Regions from separate parts of the Homo sapiens genome. Here all the other regions are linked to region 3. A link is a loop called in an ENCODE intact Hi-C map of the cell type or tissue named here. Cell type or tissue: A673. All regions are shown on one strand. Links, peaks and the distances in the headings refer to the core of each region. The heading gives the core; the rest is flanking DNA. Region 1 overlaps STXBP4 (syntaxin binding protein 4). Region 2 has its middle 57 kb from the start of HLF. Region 3 overlaps STXBP4 (syntaxin binding protein 4).

Region 1 (5,541 bases), core at 1,954-4,453, 98 kb after region 3:
CGCCATTCTCCTGCCTCAGCCTCCCGAGTAGCTGGGACTACAGGCGCCCGCCACCGCGCCCGGCTAATTTTTTTTGTATTTTTAGTAGAGACGGGGTTTCACCTTGTTAGCCAGGATGGTCTCGATCTCCTGACCTCATGATCCACCCGCCTCGGCCTCCCAAAGTGCTGGGATTACAGGCGTGAGCCACCGCGCCCGGCCTATTTCTTTTACATTATTTATCAGTTTGCCCTAACCTTGTTTTGTTTGTTATCTTCCTCAATAGTGGGAGTAATAATGGGAGTCAGCTTCGTGAGGGCAGGGATTTTGTCTTCTTGTATTCATTTACTCACTTACACACTTACCGAGAGCTACTAGAGGCCAGACACTTCACTGAGTAGTAGGGATACAATGTGAGATATATGTGTTTCTAGCCCTTGTGTAATTCGTATTCTATGCAAAGGATATACGATTGAAATTAACCAAAACTTTTTCCATTTATTTTCTTTCTCCGCATTCTTTATCAGATATTTGAACTACTGGACCATTTAATGTTCATTACGTTAACAAAGAGTGTGATATCAGAAAGCAGAAAAAAGCATGTTCTTTTGCATTTCAAAAATTTAGCTCCTTGGGGAACTAGAAAGGATTTATGATTTAGGTCAAAGATTTGAGAGCACATATGATGAGGAAGATGAGGCTTTCTTACTCACTGTCTAGGAAATAATTCTCCTGGCTGTGAGAAGGAGAAAAAAGAACAAAAATGTTGGTAGGGCACAGAGAAGGACCTGGGCTTAACCTTCTGGACCAAGTTCCAGGGAGCAGCAAAACCTCAATTACATTTGTCCCCTAGAATGGAAATGATTATGTGGTATGTTTAGGCAGTGGGACCTTGGACAACGCCAGTGAGCTTCCTCCAGCCCAATGTGGTCAACATTGGAGGATTAGATTGATTTCTGTGAACCCAAAAGGATCACAGGAGTAGCAATAACACCTGCTGGACCTGAATGAGGATCTTTTCCATTCAATCCACATGTTCTCTCAATGGAAATCAATTCGGACAATAACATTAGACCATCTTAACCCAGAGTGCCTTAGCACTAGATAAGCCTCTGCTGTGGTCTGGATGTTTGTGCCCAGCCCCTAATTTCATATATTGAAACCTAACCCCCAAGGTACCAGTATTAAGAGGTACGGCTCTGAGGAGGTGATTAGGTCATGAGGCTCCATCCTGGTGAATGGGATTAGGACCCTTATGAAAGAGGCTTCAGGGAACCTGTTTGCCCCTTCTGCCTTGTGAGGATGCAGCAAGAAGTTGCCATCTTTGAAGCAGAGAGCAAGCCCTCACCAGAAGCTAAATCTGCTGGCATCTTGATCGTACACTTCCCAGCCTCCAGAGCTGTGAACAATACATTTATATTGTTTATAAATTACCCAGTCTGAGATATTTTGTTATAGCAGCTCCTGAATGGACTAAGACAGCCCACAGAGTTTAGCAGTGACCCCAAGGAAAGGAAAGAACTGCAAGTTGCCTGAGATTAATGTTGCTCAGGATCCATTTATTCCCTATTCCTGGTGTTTCTTTGTAGAGAGTGCTCCATTAAAGTAACACTTTTGTCCTGTCTCTGCTTCTTCCTTAGGCAGCGATTTACCTAATTGGTGAGTTTAGGATTAAAAAAAGGAATACATCCTAGAACATTTCTTAAATATATTCCCTTTTCTCTGTTTCATGCAAACATGGCTTATTTATTTTTCAAGTCTTTCTCATTTCTTACCTGGATGCTTTCAACACAGGTGATATAGCTTCTTCCTTCTCCACCACACCTGTCCCCATCAATCTACCCATCACATTTCTGTCAGAATTATCTTTCTATAACACAAAATTGCTTCTATTCCTCCCTTGCTAGTCTTCAGTAGTTCCCTAGCACCTTCTACTATCTGAGTCCCTGGCTTTCTCCCTAGCCTCATGTCTTATCACCAACAGTTGCTCAGATATACTGTTTTCTGTCTAGGAAACTTCTCTTGCCCCATTCCTGCATCAGATTTCTTCTCATACATCAAGATTCTGCTCTCATTTTACCTCTTCTTTGAAGAGCTCCTTGACACATGCTGCCTTCCCCATGCCCAGAGCTGGCACTCTATGGATGCCATGCCTGCATTTTTACACACCTGCCCAACCCCACTTCCCACTCAGGAGTGGTAGAGCAAGAACTTCCACCTCAAGAGAGTTGCTGGCCTGTTTGTCCGGACACTCATTTGGTTACTATATTTACTAATTTACTTTTATCTACTGAGCTGGGTTACTGAGTCTTAGAGGCTTGAAATCTGGTTCTACCTTCTCTTTCTCCATGTGGTAATGAAAACCGGAACTCTGGTTAAAGCTAAGTGGTCTCTCTCACTGTGGCTGTTCCACTCAACATCAGTAGCTAGGTGAGTAAATCAGGTGGAGGTGGGAAGGAAATGGGAAAACAGAATACTGGCCAGGATGGTCTGTTGTTTCTTATCTGTTGTTGGCTTTGGGGTATTTTATTCTAAAACCCTAGAGGCTGAGAAGGTTAACTGGAAGGCTTCCAACTCTGAAATCCTACCGCAGTCCCCTATTGCTGCATACCTTTTAATAAAGTATCAATCACACTATATATGTAATTAATTTGGATAGGAAAGTAGGGCATGTGTCATCTCTCCTAGTAGACTGTGAGTCCTTTATTACTGACTCAGAGTCCATATATTATTTTTTATTTCTCATGCAAGACATGACACAGTAAAATCTAATAAAAGTTTACAAAATAAATTTAAAATGTAACATTAACATAAAAAACTCTTTTAGCTGTTTCCTGCTTCTGGCAGGGAAACAAAGATTGAATTAAGAAGGAAATGAGGTGGGGGTTTAAGTAAGCATGTCTGTACTAACTAGTTCCACTAATGTGGGAACAATATAATGGATTTTGCTGAAGAAGGAAGTGTATGCTACTTAAGTTGGGCCATAAAACTCACAGTATGATCGCAGTAAAAGGATTGTAAAGCACATACTCACACATTGTTGATTTGCCCAAGGTTCTGAAGAAATACCACAGAATGATTTTGGTATAGAAGGGTAGATAAAGCCTGAAACCAAAATACAAGGTTAGTGCATTTCAGAGCAGCAGCAAACTTCTGTTCTTATGGGTTAATTAATCATGTTACTGAAGAATTGATTTGGCACAAGGGAGCTATGTATTGCCACAGAACTCTGAAATTGCAGAAATTATCTCATCTATAAGTAACCCCACTGGAATTGCTTGACTGTTCTGTTTCACAGTGGAGAAATTCATCTTTCATCAGCACACACGAGAAGAGACAACAGGAAGACAAAACAAATTGAGTAGATAATAAAGTTACCTTATAGGAATAGGTAATATAGACAGGTAAGGTCAGAAATTTCTGTGGAATGGAATATGAAAAGATGTTTATGAGCAGATTCTATTTCTTTAGGCAGTTTTATCATTCAGAGAAGTAATCTATGCATTTAATCTAATGCCAGCTTTTATTTTTCTTTGGTGATTACCACACAAAAATAAGAAGTTGGCACCAAATTAAATGCATGGATTACTTCTCTGATAAAAGTACTCGATATAAGGGAAATTTGAAGGAAATAGAATGCATACATACACACACATACACTTAGTATATGTGTGTGTGTGTGTGTGTATATATATATATCTGTGTGTATATACACACCACACACACACACACACACACGTATTGGAGGAATAAGAAATATTTAATAAAATCTACACAATTTCAAAAATATGACCAAATACTGGTGGTTCCTCATTTACCAGTAGAACTCTCTCTACAAATGGAAAGTGAGAAGTCTATGAAGTTACCTTAGTTTTTCCAATTAAGACTGTTCATTGATTGTATTTCTTCTGTCTCTATAAGTACCATATTCCCAATTAGTATTTCATCAGTTATAAGACCCATCATTATTTTGTGTGTAACTGAAAATGAAAAAAAGATTTAAAATATGACTTAGTAGTTAGAATTTTTATCTTATACGCCTTTAAGTAAATACAAGAGAACTGTTTCAGCATAGATTTTTAAAAATCATGTGTGTAAAAGAGAATGAAATATTAATTATGATATTTACAAAGCTCTGTACATTCAGAATTGAACTCTTTCTGCATCTCTTTTTTGAATCAGAGTTGTCATAAACCACAATTTTTCACGGTAACACCCTCTCTGCCATCAGGATAAATAACATTTCTTAAAGGAATATTCTACTGCAGTCTCTGAGATTTTTTTCCCTGTCTTAGACATCCATTCTACAACTCTGATGCTGGCACATTTTTTATCTTGGCAAAAGGACTTAATAGAAAAATTTTAGATAACAATCAGGATTCATACTCTTCTCAATAGTCCTTAAATGGTTTATTGACCAAAAAGTAAAGAAGTAACAGTCCAGTCATATCATGGAAAGAACAACCAAATTCATGCATGCACAGGCAAAGACAACCATATCACTATGACCACCTGGCTGACAGTAACTGCAGGACATCAATTATTGTAAGACACTTCCTGTAATATGTTTAATTCCTCTGACATAAGGATTTATGTGAATTAGGAAGTGGCCCAAGGGTGAAAAGTAATAGGGAAATAGAGAAATAGAACCGATCCAAAGGAAAGGGGGAAAAAAACCCACAAAAAGTGTGATGTCAAGCAAAGCCTATTCTGGAGATGACTTTGGTTCACTCCCACGGGAGAGCCCTAGAGACAAAAAGGTTCTACAGTAGGTTCAAGTCAGAGGCCAGAGAACCCAGAGTATTTATACCTCTGCACCATCAGTTATTGAATGGGGGTGGGGGTGGGGGTGGGTGTAAATTTCCAGGTGCTTCCAGCCTGCAATGCAGTCAAAGCATGTTCCTGTAGCCTGAGGACAGCCGTCCAACAAAGAGGTGCAGGTGCTGAATGTTGAGAGTGAAAGCACAGGGAGCTGTCATGCATGAGAGTGGTAGAGGGATCTGAAAGTGCTAGCAGTGCCTATTATACATCCAAATACTAAAGACGCTTAGATGTGAAAAATGTGTGTCTTAGAATCGATAAAATATGGTATAGAGAATCAAGTCTCCTTGTTCCTGGTTTATCTCATAGCATACTTAAAATTCAGCTAAAGATGAAATGCCTTAACAAGTGAAATGGGCTTTCTGAAAAATTATTTCAATCAAAATTGTGTTAAAAGCTATTTCTAAAAACCCTAACATGAAATACTTAGAAGAGATCAAGTGGTTTGTCCCTGGACATTCAAGCAATTGAATGTCTAAACAATCCAAGACAGATAATTTTGTAGTATTTACTGTGTGAAGTGAACCTTTAAGGCTGTGGACAATGCAAACTCCCTCATGTACCTTGCTCCTTGCCAATTTCAAACAAACCTTCTCACCTATGATATAAGGCTTCCTTAGAATTATTGATTAATTATTTAAGATACAATAAAACCAAAGTATTTTTAAAACACAGTAATTATGTTAGTGCAGGTACATGACATAGATATCCTCAAATATTCTTAGGACATCTATAAATCAC
Region 2 (5,541 bases), core at 1,748-4,247, 140 kb after region 3:
TGTCTTTATATTATAAAGTTTTAGTAATAAAACCACATGACAGTGAGACAAGAATAGAGAAATAGATCTATATAACAGAGAAAGGTATCAAGAGATGTTGGTTATATTATATATTTATTATAGTACTTTTTAAATATTATATAAAAGGAAGCATTTGCCATCATATAAAATGAATGTCAGATGAATTAAAGATCTAAAGATTCAAACAATCATAATGTTGAAGTAGAAAAGCCTTTCGTAGGTTAGCACACAAAGTAAAAACAAATGACAGATTTGTCTACATTATATAAAACTTGTATAGGGCAAAAGATACCATAAGCAGTGTTAAAAGGTAAACATATAAACAACAAACTGGGAAAGACATAAACAGCAGACAAATGCACACACACACACACACAAACACACACACACATATACACAAAGTGGGACAGGTGAAGAGACAATTTACATAAAAGGTACTAGAAATAGCCAATAAACCCATTGAAAAATGTTCAACCTCATTGTATTAAAAAAATCTGAGAAACAAAATAAGAGTTTTCTAATATTTTAGATTGACAAATATTTATATATATTTTTGGCAAGGCTGTGAAAATATAGGATCTCATATACTCTTGGTGGGAAGACAAACTGGTACAAATCTTATGGAAAGCTACTTTACAATATTTATCAAACTTTAAAACATTCATATCATTTCACTTCTAGGAGTTTCCTCCTACAAAAATATTGGCACTTGGGTAAAAGACATATACTGAAGCATTATTTCTAGCAGTATAAAATTGGAAATTACCTAAATGTCCCTAAGTAAAAGAATGGTTAATTAAATATTCGTGAATATATTAAATAGTATATTATATACTTATTAAAATGCATAAGGCAGGTCTATACTTATTATCATAAACTCTATATTGATTAGTGAGAAAAGCAAATTATAAAAATTTTATAGTATGATGTCTTTGAAAAACCTCTGTGAATTATTCCATATACATTATGTGTGTAGGTGTCTATGTACTATTGTGAATTATTACATATATATATTGTGTATGTGTCTGTGTATGTGTGTGCAAGGGGCTTGTTGAGAGAGCTGAACCCAGTAACCAACAGAAAATGGCTGTGGGGTGATTGTTTACATGCCCCCCAACCCCATTCATATGCTGCTATATCAGGCAAATCCCAAAGCTTCTTTTCTGATCACTTGCAGCTATTAAGAAATCCAGCCAGTAAAATGAAAACTTCAACTTCACATCCAATTGAAAACTTCTCCTCTCTTGCCAGCACAGGCCTAATCCTAGTTTCTAGGATTAATCCTAATCCTAGCGGGGTAGAGAGAATGTCTTCTCTTACACTCTTCCTTTCTTTCCTCCTACCGTTGTTGATGACTCCAACAGGGTCAAGTCCTGAAAAAGGAGGTGTCAGCTGAGTACGGTGGCTCATGCCTGTAATCCCAGCACTTTGAGAGACTGAGGCGGGTGGATCACCTGAGGTCAGGAGTTCAAGACCAGCCTGGCCAATATGGTGAAACCCCATCTCTACTAAAAATACAAAATTTAGCCAGGTGTGGTGGTGGGTGACTGTAGTCCCAGCTACTCAAGAGGCTGAGGCAGGAGAAGTTCTTGAACCCGGAAGGGGGAGGTTGCAGTGAGCCAAGATCATGCCACTGCACTCCAGCCTAGGCAACAGAGGAAACTCCGTCTCAGAAAAAAAAAAAAAAAAAAAAGGAGGTGTCAAAGGAAAAGGACAAAATGTCTTACTCAGCCAGTGCTGGCTGTGATAATCCCATCTGTCATGACAGGCATCTAAATTCTGGCTCCTTCATGGAAACCTTTATGGGAACCTTCAACATTACTGAGGGAGCCACTCTCCACTTACCCTCCTGCAACTTCTCACAGTGGTTCACCCTACAAGCTCATACTTCTGGGGTCCCTCCACCCTAACAGGCCACTCTTTGGAGCAGATTTCTGTCAAGATGTCTAAAGTCCAGTGGATCTCTACGCATGACGCTCACACATTCTTTTTCCACCATATACAACTTGTCAAACTGCTGACTCTCCCCAGGATGTGCCATCCCGGGCAGCCCTAGCCAGACTCCTGCCTTCAGTCTTCACCTACAGGAAAATAGTCACCTGTCACTACAGGCATGTACACCCCAACTCCCACAGACACACTCGAGGCTCCCCCATATAACCCTCCAGTCTCAGTCCACCTCAGTGCCCTGACCAGGATGAGCTTCCAATACCCCAGCTCAGCAGGTATTCGGCCAAGGAATAGAGTGCCCATTTCCTCCCACACAGGAATGAGCTATTCACATAGGGAGCCCCCTAACTGGGCCTGAAACAGAGGAGGAGAGAAAAGCTAACGACCTCTCTACTCCTACAAATTCCCTTCAAATACTCTTATTTCAAATTGATTTCTAGTCTACTTTTACTAGGCTGTTAGTATTTATGTCACTGGTCTCCATTTGCTTTGTTTTAGAAAATCCTATGGGGTGTATTTTGTGCTTCTCTTTAGAATACGGGGACCCTTATCACCAATTGTTTTCAAATTTAATGCGTTGACTGCAAATCTGAAACAATAGGAAATATCCCATTTAGCACTCTGTCCCGTTTATGCCACACACACTCTCATGCACGCACGTGCGCACGTGTGCAAACACATGTAGTTTGTTGAGCGGAACAAGATCTAGGATACCCACAAAGTGTTAACGCCGGTGATCTCTGCAGTAGAATTGCAGGCCAGTGTGAATGGTAACTTTTACTTTTCACTCTATTTCTGTATTATTGAATTTGCTTATAATAACCATGCAATTCTTTTGTAATTAAGAAAAGAATAAAATAGTAATGGTAGTAATAATAATAAAATATTGATAAATGCTGGCAGTCTTAAGTCTCAAAGTACCAGGCTATACTAGATGCCTTATTAACATAATGTGTTTTAATCCTCTCCACAGCTTCATAATTACAGCCTTTTCACAGATGAGGAAACTGAAATTCTTTGGTCAATTTAGTCCAAGTTCTAATCTGGGCTTGGCTTAAAAAACAAGGAAGTCTGCCTCCAGAAATCCATGGCAATTTAATCTTTCATAGCACTTCATAGCAGTGCCCAAGTGACAGGCAGAGAAACAGTGTTGTTGACTTGACTACAGACTGTGAACTGCTTTTGTGCACCTGTTGCACCCAGTACGGTGTGCTGTGTAGGTGTTTATAAGATGTTCCATAAATGCTTGTTGGATGGGTTGGGAGATCATATAATTTATCATTCAAATCAGGACACTTCTGATAGTGAAAGTGGGTGCTATTCATAGTTACATAGGTACAACGTGAAAAATCAGTACTGTTATGCACAAAGGAGTTGCACAAAGGTCACCCTGTTGGTGGAAGGAAGGAAGGAAGGAAGCAAGGAAGGAAGGGAGGGAGGGAAGAAGGAAGGAAGGAAGGAAGGAAGGAAGGAAAGAGAGAGGGAGGGAGGGAAAGGAGAGGAGTAAGAATACAACCATGTTGTTTTATGATCCTGCAAATCTTTGAGTAGTGAATAAAGCTTATTCTTCCACAATTAAAGGCAAGAATCTTGAAAATAAAACAGACCTGCAGGGAGATGGTATATTTGTGTAAACAAGTTTCAGTTATAAGTTAGACATTTTAAGGCTAGGCACGGTGACTTACGCCTGTAATTCCAGCACTTTGGGATGCCAAGGCGAGTGAGTCACTTGAAGTCAGGAGTTCAAGACCAGCCTGGCCAACATGGTAAAACTCTGTCTCTACAGAAAAAAAAAAAAATAGCCGGGCATAGTGGTGGGCACCTGTAATCCCAGTTACTCAGGAGGCTGAGGCAGGAGAATCACCTGAACCTGGGAGGTGGAGGCCACAGTGAGCCAAGATCATGCCACTGCTCTCCAGCCTGTGCAACAGAGCAAGACTCCATCTCAAAAAATTTTTTTTAAAAATTTAAGTCTTACATTATAAAAGAGGTGGGATGGAAAGTAATCTGGAAGAGAAGGCTGAAAGAGGAGTCTGAAGATTAAAAAAAAATAACTGTTTATTTTCCACTTTTGACGGACAGATAGTGACTGTGTTAGGAGACCCAGTGAGGCATCCAAGAGAAAATGCCCTATGAACAAAGTTCTTTCTAACAATTCATCTGGGGAAGGAAACGAGCTGGGAGAAGAGTAGGTCTTCTCTGTTGAGGATTGTGCTAGAACCAGGTCAGAGGCAGCAGAGATGCCAGTTCATACGCAGGCCCAGCTGAGGCGCATCCAAACCTGTCCCCTCAGCTGGGAGGAGCTGGGCATGAAGGAAGGGCCAGAGCTGGGGAGTCAGAGTCAAGCCCTAGACACACTACTTGGGCAAGTTGTGCCTCACTTTCCTCATCTGTCCATCTGAGATGAAAATAGCCACTTTACAGAATAAGGTGGAAATTCAAAGAAACAAAATGTAGCAGACACATGCCTCCCTTACCATGGCCATTGTCTTTAAAGTACAGTCCACCTGTTCTGGATAAGGGCGAGCAGCTGAGGACACGTGCTCAACTAGTCAATGCTGTTTCATATCTGATGCTGATGCTGTGGACAACAGGGGACTTCATGTCATTGTTGTCTCCCAGGTCACATCATGGGCTGAAAGATAGCTTCGGCTTTCTGAGAACATGGCTCTGCATCCCACCATTTACTTCCCTCTTCCGAGGGGATTTTCCTCTTGGAATCAGGCTCTTCATTCTGTGGAATCTGGAGCTTCACCAAGAGGCAGGCTGAGTGTGCAAGGTTGGGCATCCCTGGTTATACTAACATTGCAACTTGTGTTTACAACACAAGTTAGGGTAAGGATGCGTCTATGTGAGCATGTTCATGCGTGTGCACACACATGTGCATGTGTGCATGCAGGCATGTTCATGTCTGCGTGTGCATATATCTTTAGTGGGAGAGAAAGAAGGAGAATGGAAAGGACCGAGCCCACTGATGTACCACAGATTATCTCCCAAGCAGGACCCCCTGCATCTGGAATATTCACTTGTTCCCAACATGCAGGGAGAAGAAAACTAATTCACAGATACACCATATTATAAATCTAAATTTTTAATGGCATTTTATGTTATTAAACCCTAATGAGAAAAGCCTGAGCAGAAGAGAAGTCTAGCTTATTAAGCTCATTTTTTGCTCTATTTTTCTTTTTCTAAAGAGATTCAAATTCAAAGTCTGCACAACAAAGGAGCGCTCATTCCCCTTTATGGAGTAATATGTTTGTTTTGTTTACTTTAAATTGGGCTTAAATTAGGCCTCAGAAGGAGGGAATTCATTAAAATCCTGCTCTGTGATGTTGGCAGGTTGCCATCTGAGAGGCCTGTATTACTTCTCTTGATAAAGTTCAAAAGAGAAATAACAAATGCCACAAATAAGAGGATGGTTTTACTCAGTGTGCCAATTTAAAATGTTTTCATTAGAGTATAAAATCATAAAATTAGAAAGATGAAACTGATTCTTGACAGGTAGATCTTTCCCCACTTAAAATATACACAGATATTGTGTATACTATGTGTATTTCCTTCTAATATTTT
Region 3 (5,541 bases), core at 1,609-4,108:
AGCCTAGGCAACACAGTGAGACTCTAAAAAAGTAATATAATGAAATAATTTGCCTATTATTATATGGTGTTTCTCAAAGCATAGTTTATGATTGTTATTTTAATTGTTAAATAAAATGTAGTTCTAATATTCCCATAAATCTGAACCCTTTTTTGAAGAAATTTCCTATGAAAGCTTCTTGCCTAAATAAGTTCCTTAAGGCAGTTTTTGTATATGAAAAATGAAATAGTCATTTTCATGGTTTGTCAACTCAGTTATATCTCATTTTATGTTAAGTAGAGTACCTGCTCATATTAGATAGGGTTTTTACTCTCAGACAGATTGTGTTCTAATTTGGGCAGTCAAGACCCTTTGATTTTAGAAAGTTGGGTAATAAAGCATTTTAATGACAGTTCAAGATAGCAGTTAAGAGTACTAAATATGTGATTAATTACAGACGACAAATCTAAAAGATAAAAAAGGAGAGAAAGATCATTTATACAAAAGTAGAATGGAAAAACAGATAAGGTGAAATCTGAGATAGATTTTGAAGGACAAGTAACAACTAAATGATGGAAAAAGGTGAAAAATATATATACCTAGAGGATTAATGTGACCCAAAGTGTCTTGGAAGTAGAAGAATTTCACCTGGTAAATGTGGTAAGTTAATGTACTTGGATATGGGAATCATGTGAGAGTTAAGTGGACTAAAGCTAGTAAGTAGGTTGATTTGGAATAGGTAGTAGAGAACTTTGAAGAATGAAGAATGAGGATATATTTTATCATGTACCATGTTGTTAGGTTTGTTACCTAAGGTGGTACTTCATCAATATTTTGAGGAAATCAATCTTTCAGAAGTATGCAGAATACAATAAAGAACACAGTAGGCAGGGTGATCACATATGTGATTTTCATAGTACCCAAGCATGAGAGGATAAAGACATAAATCAGTAATACAGTGGTTAGAATGGAAATTAAGCAACAGCTGCAAATTACATTATAAATGAAGACTTCACAGTGCTTAATTACTGGTTAGGTAAGGAGGAGGAGGAGTTGGCTAGATGAGTCATGGAGGGGGAGTGAGGAAAGAGAAAAGAAAGCATATGTCAGAGGTCTGTTAAAAAGTTCTACGAATCATATTCTCCCCCATACACATTCATGCCTGAGGGGTGAGTTATACCTTCATTTGTCAATATCTGCAAAGCATTTTGGGATTATCCATTGAAAGGTATATTATATATATTTTAACAAATCAGACTCATAAGTCAAGGAAACTAGATATAACTTGCTTTTAAACATTTTAATTCAATAGCTCTTTTCCTGCAGTAACCCTTAATTTTTTTCACAAGCTGTAATAGTACCAAGACCAAGAAGGGCTTTCCAAAGAGTGGATGTAGGAAGCTGATAAGAGAAGTATTCTTTAGGGCTTGGTAGCATAGGTTACATTGCACAAAAACATTATATCTCTTTGCAGTCTCATTTTTCTCCTGTCACCTATTGACATTTTGAAAGATTTACTGATGAACTTAAAAATTGCAGAACTTTTAAATTTAGTGATGTGAATGTGTTAGCCTAATTACAGATGTGCTACTGCAATTAATGCTTTTTCCTTCTACTATAGGGAGCCATTCATTACAACTCATAACTAGAGGAAAGGGCTTTACATGATTGTTGCTAACATTAAAAAATACATGTGCAAATTTTGTTTCCAAACAACTCTCCAAAGTTCAAGAGCTGGTGTTACTAATTGAGTGCCTCAGGAAAACCCTTAATAAATTATTTTGTCTAGCTCTTTGATCACACAGGTGATTATGTATATTTTTTCAAGGTAAGAAAGAGGAAAAGGAAAAAATTGTGCCAAGAACTATTATAGTTTCTTTAATTCTCTTGTGAGAATAGTTTTGATCTAATAAAATAGGTGTGATTTTCCATTATAAAAATGAGCAAACTGAGTCTTAGAGAATTACAGAGCCAGAAAATTTTTAAAAGTGTAAAATTCTGATCTGAGATTCTAACCTAGTTATGTCCCATTCAAAGCCCATGTTTTTTCATTCTAGATCATGTTACCTTGTGGGGGAAAAGTACTGTATGTGGAAAAACACATAGTATATTTATTGTCCTGTGTGTGAGCTGTTACCGTGCTTTGTCCCAACAAAAGTCCAAAGTATTGGTAGCCTACAAAGATTTTCATTAGTTCAGATTACATTTTCAAAGAAGACTTTGGTCTGCTCTTTGAAGTTTCATTATGTAATCGTGAGGCAGAAAAACCTCATTTTATAAAGGGCCAGTGTGAGTTGAAGACATTTCCTCAGTGTTGCCAAAAAAAAAAAAAAAAAAATAAGCTAGAGATTTTACTTCTTAATTCAGGATTCCCTTCTAGTATGTTTGCTCACACTGCTTAGTATTAAAAAGCATAATGCTTATGTGGATTTTCTGACTTACTACTATATCTTCATTTTTCTTTTATTATCTAACCTTCTAAACTGAATTAAACTCTATCTAGTACATAGTAAATCAGTAAATGGACGACAGCATTTTCCCTGATGGGATTTCAGTCTCATGGTGAGGCACTGGGAAAATTCTGGCTCAGTTGTTACTGACATAGGAGGCTGTACAGTTATTTATTAGAAGACAGCCTGGGAGGAAAAGAGAAAATGGATTTATGTGATCTTGTATTGCTAAATACGGCACACTGCTGTTATCTTTTCTTTACTGCTTCCTCTAAAAGTCATCATTTCAATGCACTAATCTTTTAAACAGCCATTCAGTGGTAACTGGGCTAGAACTTTGCTAAGGGGTCACATTCACCAACCTGACAGTTACACATTTACAAAAGAAATAGCATGAATTTATTCAGCATCAAAACCTCTGCATCTTTTACCACCCAACTACATTTCACACTGTATTACCATCAGTGCACAATAATGGCTATATAAATTCCATCCAGAGTCTTCATTTAATTAACTAGCATTCTTTGAACAAAAATAAAAGTGCTGTTTTTATAGAGGAATAAAAGCTGCATGAAGTGAGTGTGAAGAAGACAAATCATCAAATTAGTTATTCTTCATTGCAGCTATGGAGAATTTCCTGCCCTTTCTCTTTAGAGTCTTTTTTTTTTTAGATTGATTGAATGAAAAATGGAGAGTGAAGCAGCCTCAAATATACCTATTGTAATGACCACATCATAAGCTCATCCAGGACTGGGCACTGATAATATTGTCATCTAAAAGTGATTTTTTAAAAACATTTTCTGTAGTTGGCAAGGTAGTACAGCATAGTAGCCAAGAACATGAACTTTATAACTAGACTGCCAAATCTTAGCTCTGTCACTTACTAGGTTTGTGATTCTGAGTTAGTTACTTAACTTTCCTGTGCATCAATGTCCTGTCTATAAAATGCAGATAATAATAGACATATCCATGGCAGTGTGTGGATTAACTGAGTTGATGGATGTAAAACATTGAGAATAGTGCTGGCACATAGTTAGCCATTATCTCCTGTATGCACAGCAGCAGTCTAGTGTGAAGTTGATCTAGCTGTGTCACTAGAGACTCTCTTGATCATCTGAATGAAATTGACTGGTGTGGTAGGCTAGGTTAATGTACCTACCTTTTCCAGATATTTCTTTCTAAAAGTATTCTTTTATTATAAAACAATTACTTTTAGATACAAGGAAATAAAGTCCTTTGAGTCAAGGGCATAGAAGGCAATTGGTTGGCCACATCTCTCCATCTGGCACCCTGCTGCCAGATTTAGCTTTCTAAAGCACTGTTTTCTCATATCATTTTCTGCTCAGAAGCCTTCAAGTCTTCTTCAGACTCAAGCTCCTTCCCCTTCATGCCTGCCATTTCTACCAGAGCCTGACTCCCTCCCTTTCCACGACCTTTTTTTATCCATTACTCCCCTATAGCAAGTCTCTACTCCAATCATAATTGATCTAGTATTGTTTCACAGTGTGCCACATTTCTTCTTGTCTCTCTTCCTTTATTCACATGGTTCTCTTTTTGTAACATCCTCTTTTCTTCATCCATTTATCTAAGTCATACCTGATGTTCTAAGTTGAGACAGAAAAGGAGAGGTTATCTTTTACCCCTTTGTATTTTTGTCATAAACATGGTTGCTAGATGCAGTGGCTGCTAAATAAATGCTATTGATGAACTACTCTGTTGGCTTTACCTTCAAACTGTATTTAGAATCTAACTGCTTCACACCAACTCCACCACTATCACCCTTATTGAAGCTACAGTTAATTTTTGCCCATCTCCTTTTTCTTCTCCCTGCTTCCACCCTTGCCCACCATCTACAGTCTATTCTCAACACAGCAGCAAAAGTAACACTTTTAAAATTTAAGTCAGATCACATCGATTCTCTGCCCAAAACCCTCCAATCATTTCCCATCTTACCCTGAGTAAAACCAAAGTCCTTGCAACGGCCTACAAATTCTCTTAGCCTCTGCCACTTCACTCTACCTCCATCCCTATATTCACTCTTGTTACCATTCTGCCCTCATGTCTTACTACTCCCGTCTTCCTGGACCCTACTACTCCTACCTCTACTACACTGGCTTCCTTGCTGTTCTCTGAAAGACACAAATCACAGCTCCATCTCAGGGCCTTCATGCAAACTGTTCGCTCTTCCTAGAAAGCTCCTCCTTGGGAAATCCTAACTCCATTCCTCCTGCAGGTCTCTGGTCAGTTATCTTTTCAATGAGACATTTACCTCTCATCCCTGATTTACTGTCTATCTCCCCAAACTTAGAATGTAAATTCCAAGGAGCAAGAGGGAAGGCTTTTTGTCTATATTGTTTAGTGTCTACCCCCAGTACCTGAAACAGAACCTGACACATAATAAATACTTAATAAATCATTATTGAATGTATGAATGAAAAACTGACCCTTAAGAATATGCCAGCATTCCTAACCCTCCCAGCACTTCAAATGTATTTAGGCTCAAACAAAAGCAAATGTCCCTTAACAGCTCTGAAAAAATTAAAATAGCCATAGTTTAATATTAGCCATGGCAATTGGAGCAGAAAGTTCTATCGCAGAGAAAAGAGATTTCTGCATCAAGTAAAGAAAAAGGAATGGTTTACAGTATAAGAAGTGCCATATTAAATTATATTGGTGTCCTGGGGGACTGTCTTTGACCCAGTACCAAGGTACATTTTTTTCCCTCCAAGTACATTTTGATAGAGCAAGTGGTTTTGGCTACCCTTTCCTCTTCCTAAGGTGGAAGGTATACCTGTATGGGGTTTTTTTGTTTTTTCATTTAGAGGCAGAGTAAAACAGTAGAAAGACAGCATTAATGTTGCAGTCAGGCAGACCTAGTTTCAGATTCTGGCACTGCTGTGTGTTCTTGAACAGGTCATATAACTTCTCTGAGTCTGTTTGCTTATGTATGAAATGTTTTTTAGTAATGTCTTTCTCTCAATATTGTTTTAAAGATTAAGTGAGAAAAGACACGTGATGCACCTGAGACATAACATGTGTTTAATAAATGTCTTGTGAGCCTTGCATTCAACAACACGATTATGTACTTTGCTACTAAATGCTACCTTTTGGC

Evidence for each region. Hi-C counts contacts between places; a loop is a spot of excess contacts. Peaks named below come from ENCODE experiments on the same cell type or tissue, not always from the same donor. Only the 100,000 strongest peaks of a DNase experiment are listed, where the experiment ranks them.
Region 1: it touches region 3 in a loop (6-fold over the local background); 6 of 110 quality-filtered maps call a loop at or near these places.
Region 2: a loop joins it to region 3, with 5 times the contacts of the local background. A loop is called at or near these places in 2 of 110 quality-filtered maps.

Annotation. Positions count from the first base shown.
Region 1 is chr17:55,164,551-55,170,091 of GRCh38, forward strand. STXBP4 (syntaxin binding protein 4) reads left to right here. Exons shown (of 18, transcript NM_178509.6): 18 at 1-5,541. Among named protein-coding and RNA genes, the nearest start is that of HLF, 98 kb to the right of the region's middle. In A673, for the core only: no CTCF peak of the experiment used is centred there; a DNase peak (open chromatin) is centred at 2,951; H3K4me3 peaks cover 831 bases; H3K27ac peaks cover 2,181 bases.
Region 2 is chr17:55,205,164-55,210,704 of GRCh38, forward strand. It overlaps a transcript of STXBP4 not described here. Among named protein-coding and RNA genes, the nearest start is that of HLF, 57 kb to the right of the region's middle. In A673, for the core only: no CTCF peak of the experiment used is centred there; DNase peaks (open chromatin) are centred at 2,298, 3,058 and 3,288; H3K27ac peaks cover 2,500 bases.
Region 3 is chr17:55,066,856-55,072,396 of GRCh38, forward strand. All of the region lies in intron 12 of STXBP4 (syntaxin binding protein 4), which reads left to right. Among named protein-coding and RNA genes, the nearest start is that of STXBP4, 100 kb to the left of the region's middle. RefSeq lists a silencer at 5,500-5,541. In A673, for the core only: no CTCF peak of the experiment used is centred there; DNase peaks (open chromatin) are centred at 2,736 and 3,366; H3K27ac peaks cover 2,050 bases.